Linked DNA regions of Homo sapiens: region 2 is linked to region 1. The links are chromatin loops, found by intact Hi-C in ENCODE. Cell type or tissue: HCT116. All regions are shown on one strand. Each heading gives the region's core, and the rest is flanking DNA. Links, peaks and the distances in the headings are about the cores only.

Region 1 (2,818 bases), core at 30-2,529:
CTTGAGCCTTGTACGTGGTTCTAGTGCAATAGTTATCCCATCTGATTATAGCTGTTATCTTCCTACCTGGGCAAAGATCCTTTGGTCAGGTACTTTGTTGGTTATCTCTAGTTCTTAAAAAGGTGCCTGAAATTTATTTGTCAGTTGCTGATCCAAAATTAAAAGCTAACATTCATGTTCTTTTAAAAAAGCACTTAATACTTCTACTATATCAAAACATCAGGTTTCCCCAAATTAGTAAGATCTAACACATTTTAGGTAAAATAAAGATGATGATGATGAAAATGGATTATACAAACTGTTGAAATTTGCTTTAATTGTACAAAGGGGACCTAACCTAATTATCAAATGATGCACATTATTACTAAAAATGATGTACTTTCACTAGAAAATAAGTAGCTGGAGGCTTGTGTTTTAAGAGTTGGAGAGAGTGAACCCAGGATTTAATCAGATTAGATTCTCTTTTTTTTTTGAGACAGAGTCTTGCTCTGTTGCCCAGGCTGGAGTGCAGTGGTGCGATCTTGGCTCACTGCAACCTCCGCCTCCCAGGTTCAAGCAATTATCTTGCCTCAGCCTCCCGAGTAGCTGGGATTACAGGTACACGCCACCATGCCTGGCCAATTTTTGTATTTTTTTAGTAGAGATGGGGTTTCACCATGTTGGCCAGGCTGATCTCAAACTCCTAACCTTGTGATCTGCCCGCCTCAGCCTCCCAAAGAGCTGGGATTACAGGCGTGAGCCACCGTGCCTGGCCCAGATTAGATTCTTCACTTGCTCTCTTGTTAAGGCTGTATTCAAAATTTCCTTTGATGTAAGTTAGTTTACTTTGTATGTTAATGGCAAGAAAATAATAAAACTAGGCTAATCTTGTGTTACAGATGAGAAAAATTAGACTCTAAGATATTAATTTTTCCAAGTTCCCACAACCTAGCTATGTGGGGAGCCTGGCCATGAACTCTTGGGTTGCAGTTCTTTTAACATTTCAGTGCTGGTTTTTAAAAGAATAAACAGCTCACCATTTGAGATTGAGTATTAATACATGATACCCAGAGGTATTTGGGTGGGCGAGCTCTCACTTTACAGCTCTTTCTCCTTCTGTACCAGTGACCTAACTTGTTTGGTGTTAGACTTTTAACAGTAAATATCTGGAGAATGTACCCCAACTTGGACATATATTTATTTATATATTACATACCTAAATTACTAACAGTTGTATGTACTTAATATTAGTAGAGCTTAATTTTGTTCACATATTTAAGGAAAATACTTTCTAGAGAATGTCCTGAGCCACAGTACAGCCACCCATCTACACAAAGGGCTAATAAACTTCGATCCCAAAGAGAGGGGTCAGCACCATCTAGTGAACCAGTGTGAAACTGCACTCTCAGGCCCAACAGGGGTTTCCAGGTTATCTTACAGAATAGGCTTAGCCAAATCCCCAGTTCCTGATCCTGAATGTTGGAGCCTAATTCCCTTGTCCCTTGTCCCTTGTGTTCTTTCATCTCCTTTTCCTTTCTTTTCCTTTCTTTCCTTTTTTTTTTTTTTTGATGGAATCAAATACTAATTTGATCTGTCGCCTAGGCTGGAGTGCAGTGGTGCGATCTTGGCTCACTGCAACCTCCGCCTCCCGGGTTCAAGCAATTCTCCTGCCTCAGCCTCTCCAGTAGCTTGGATTACAGGTGCTACCATGCCTGGCTAATTTTTGTATTTTTATTAATTTTTTGTATTTTTCTTCACGTTGGCCAGGCTGGTCTCGAACTCCTGGCCTCAAGTGACCTGCCCGCATTGGCCTCCCAAAGTGTCATCTCCTTTTTCTTTGTCAAACATATCTCTTAGCCACTGTATTGCCATTGTCATTCTATCCCCCTGGCATTACATTCATACATATTAAATAGGCTAGAAAAATGCCATAAAGTCCAGATACTTTTTACATCTACTTATGCATAAGGAAAAAAGTGCTGGTATGAAATACAAAAATAGGAATTATCAGCTATCACAAAGTGTATATTTATTTGTTTACTGGCTTATTTTCAGTTTTCTCCACTACAGTACATGAGAGCAGGAGACAGATCTGTATCTCAAATGCCTAGAACAGGGCCTGGTGCATACATGGCAAGCATAAAATAAAACGTTGAATCAATGGATTAATTGGTTATTTAAGATGGAGTGAGTCATAATGTCTAATAACAATCACTTGAAATGTAGAACTGCTAAATAGCATGCACAAAGTCAAAAGTGGTTTCTGTTTTCTCTAAGCACATTTAAATTTTGCAAATGTTTCAATAATCAACATAAATTACCATTATAAATAGTAATAAGAAATAAATGTTACAACTAATTCATTAGCTTGGTCTTACAGCCCTATATGTGCTCTTTTATAAAAACCACAAAGATGACAAAGGTCTTAAAGAGTTGTGTAATCAATCACTCATTATCAGGCTGAAAGACAGCTGATATCATCTGTCTGCTGCCTTAATGGACAGCATAGTGGGGGTAGGAAGGTGCTGGCACTTACAGTCCCTGGGCACACTCTTAGCCTTACTCCTCATTCTCATCTATATTGTTAAGATAAGGATGCTAAAATCAGCAATCTAATAACGATCACTTCAAATGCAGAACTGCTAAATAGCATACAAAAAGGCCAGAAAATGTCAATGCTCAGGAAAATTCACAGTGATGATAATAGCAGGGTAAGGTTAAGTAGACTTATAATGACAAATGGTTATTAAAGGCATTATGAGATAAGTAAACAGATACACGAACCTAACAGCCAGCCACTGTTGATCCACAAAGAGATGAACTTTGTCGATTCTGACGT
Region 2 (2,818 bases), core at 114-2,613, 780 kb before region 1:
AAGAAAAATCCTCAGATCATATTGTGGCTTTCTCGCTGCAGCATGCCACAAGGTTCATAATGTCAGTTTTTTCCATTCTCACTGCTAAATTTGGTCATTTGTTTTCAGACAACAGATTTATATATGATAAAGTTATATCTTTTGTAATTAATGTCATCTGTGTGGTGGTAATTTAAGTTGTATGAATGTCCTGTGATTTTAGCATTTTTTGATGACCTTGCTGAAATCAGTTATTACATGGATAATTGAAAAATGATTTTTTGTAATTCTATTCCTCTCATTTATTAACAATAACTTATTTATATTATATTCTAATGAAATATGTAATTGTTACTTATTTCCTCACAATTTTTATGCTAGTAGTGTTAAAGTCTGTGTGCCCTTGTATTTACTTAATAATATCCTGATGGGATAAGGAAGAAGATAGTATTTTTGGGTCATAAGTGCATTTTCACAAGTTAACATTCTCACACAATTTCCTCTTGAAAATTTTTGTTACTAATTAGATTTAAGTAAACCATTTAGTTATTCTTTTTTCCAGTTAATATTTTCTATTTTCATCTTTGTTTTTCTGTCTCTTTTCAACTGCCCAATTGCTTGTACATATTAATTTTTAACTCTTTCTGTTACCTTAACTTTTGTGACAATTAATACATGAATTTTCTATTATAATAGCTGTGGAAATACAAAGAACTCTGAATCAACTTGGAACACCTCAAGATTCACCTGAATTGAGGCAACAGTTGTAAGTATCTAGTTAAATAAATAAAAGAGAAAGAAAAAACTCTATTGCTATTATTCTGTTGCTTTTACAGTATGTAGTATATTATGTTTACTGGAAGAAAAAATGGAAAAACAATGGAGTTTTTCTGCTACCTTATCCATACATTTGTACCAAGCTTTTGTGTAGATTTTTCCCTGTCTGGAGTAGGCAGGTGTTTTTATATTAAAGATCTGGAAGACTGAGGTGGGCAGATCACAAGTTCAGGAGTTCGAGACCAACCTGGCCAATATGGTGAAACCCCGTCTCTACTGAAAATAAAAAAATTAGCCAGGCGTGGTGGCGAGCTTCTGTAGTCCTAGCTACTCAGGAGCCTGAGGCAGGTGAATCTCTTGAACCCGGGTGGCGGAGGTTGCAGTGAGCCGAGATCACACCACTGCACTTCAGCCTGGGCGACTGAGCAAGACTCTGTCTTAAAAAAAAAAAAAAAATTCCTTGATAGGCTTACCCTATCAAAGCAGAATTTCTTTAGTTGCATTTCTTACAGTTTTTAGGTAGGTTGTTTTTGACAGCTGTTGAAAAATTATACTCTAGTATCTCAATTTATGTGATTTACTTTCCATAGCTAAAAATCCCCGCAGTCACCAGAGTTTTATTTGGTTTAGATCCAATACATAACCAGCTACGTGAGCTGTCTCCCCACAAGTTTATACCTACATCCTTGAATTTCAGAGAGCATTAGCTTCCGTTTAAAAAAAAGTTATAATGAATTATATAGTACATATTCCAGTAAATTAATATGCTGTTAGAAGACCAGCAGTCATAGTGATAATATTTTGTCTGTGGTATGTTGTGGATTTTACAGAGTATTTTTACATATTTTATCATTTAAACCTTACAGAATTAGAGTAAGAGAAATAGACCAAAAGAACTGTTTCCATTTTGTTCATGTCTCTTACGGGTTTAACGAGTTACCCAATGTCATTTAGAACTTAACTCTTAAATTTTATTTCAGTACTGTTACAGCTGTAAATTTCAAGTCACATATATCTAGTAAGCAATACTTCTAAACAACATTAACTATAGAGGGAAAACTGCAAAGAGGACGATATTAAAAGATAGGTAATAGGAATTCATATTTTTAGGAAGTACAATTTGAAGGACTTACAATTATCTCTAATTTATATTTTATTTTTCCACAGTGGGTAAGTGTCAGAATGGTAAAAATGCTCCAAATCTAAATAATAAACCACAATTCATTAAACTAAAGTAAAATGGAATAGAAGTACATAATTCATAAAAGTTCTAATATTTTGATAGAGTTAATAATGAAGATTCTGAATATATATCCGTAGTCACTAAGGATTTTTTTTTTTTTTTTTTTTTTTTGAGACAGGATCTCATGCTGTCACCCAGGCTGGAGTGCAGTGACATTATCACGGTTCACTGCAGCCTGGACCTCCTAGGCTCAATCGATTCTCCCACCTCAGCCTACTGTGTAGCTGGGAATACAGGCACATCCACCATGCCTGGCTAATTTTTGTATTTTTTGTAGAGATGGTGTTTTGCCATGTTGCCGGCACTGGTCTTCAATTCTGGGCTCAGACAGTCCACCCACCTCACCCTCCCAGAGTGCTGTGATTACAGGCATGAGCCACCATGTCCAGCCTAAGGTCTTCTTTTTAAAACTTTGACTATATTATGATTTCCAGAGATTTACAAAAATGCATTAAAGATAGGGTATTTGGTAAATAGAGATAGAAATAGATTTTAATTACCCTTTGTCAGTCAAATACAGATCCCTATTCTTAAGCATATTCTTATACAATATCTCATTATTTTAAAGGACCCCAAGTGTGACCAGACCATATTTAAAATGAGATGAAATATATAAGAGGTACTGATGTTGTGATTTGTAAAACATCACAATTAATATGAGCTTTTTTTTAGTGTCATGTTTTTAAGTTGGAAATCTTTTCAATTTATAAGATAGCTAGATAAAATATGGATATGTAGTCAGCACTCTGTATCCATAGATTATATATCCCCAGATTCAACCAACTGCAGGTCAAAAATATTCAAGAAAAAAAAAAAAAC

What was found. Hi-C counts contacts between places; a loop is a spot of excess contacts. Peaks named below come from ENCODE experiments on the same cell type or tissue, not always from the same donor. Only the 100,000 strongest peaks of a DNase experiment are listed, where the experiment ranks them.
Region 2: it touches region 1 in a loop (4-fold over the local background); 2 of 110 quality-filtered maps call a loop at or near these places.

The regions. Positions count from the first base shown.
Region 1 is chr6:131,693,570-131,696,387 of GRCh38, reverse strand. ENPP3 (ectonucleotide pyrophosphatase/phosphodiesterase 3) reads right to left here. Exons shown (of 25, transcript NM_005021.5): 15 at 2,764-2,818. Among named protein-coding and RNA genes, the nearest start is that of OR2A4, 6.4 kb to the left of the region's middle. In HCT116, for the core only: a CTCF peak has its summit at 1,388 (motif pointing left); a DNase peak (open chromatin) is centred at 1,357.
Region 2 is chr6:132,473,520-132,476,337 of GRCh38, reverse strand. It overlaps STX7 (syntaxin 7), which reads left to right. Exons shown (of 10, transcript NM_003569.3): 3 at 676-745. Among named protein-coding and RNA genes, the nearest start is that of STX7, 38 kb to the left of the region's middle. In HCT116, for the core only: no CTCF peak of the experiment used is centred there; no DNase peak of the experiment used is centred there.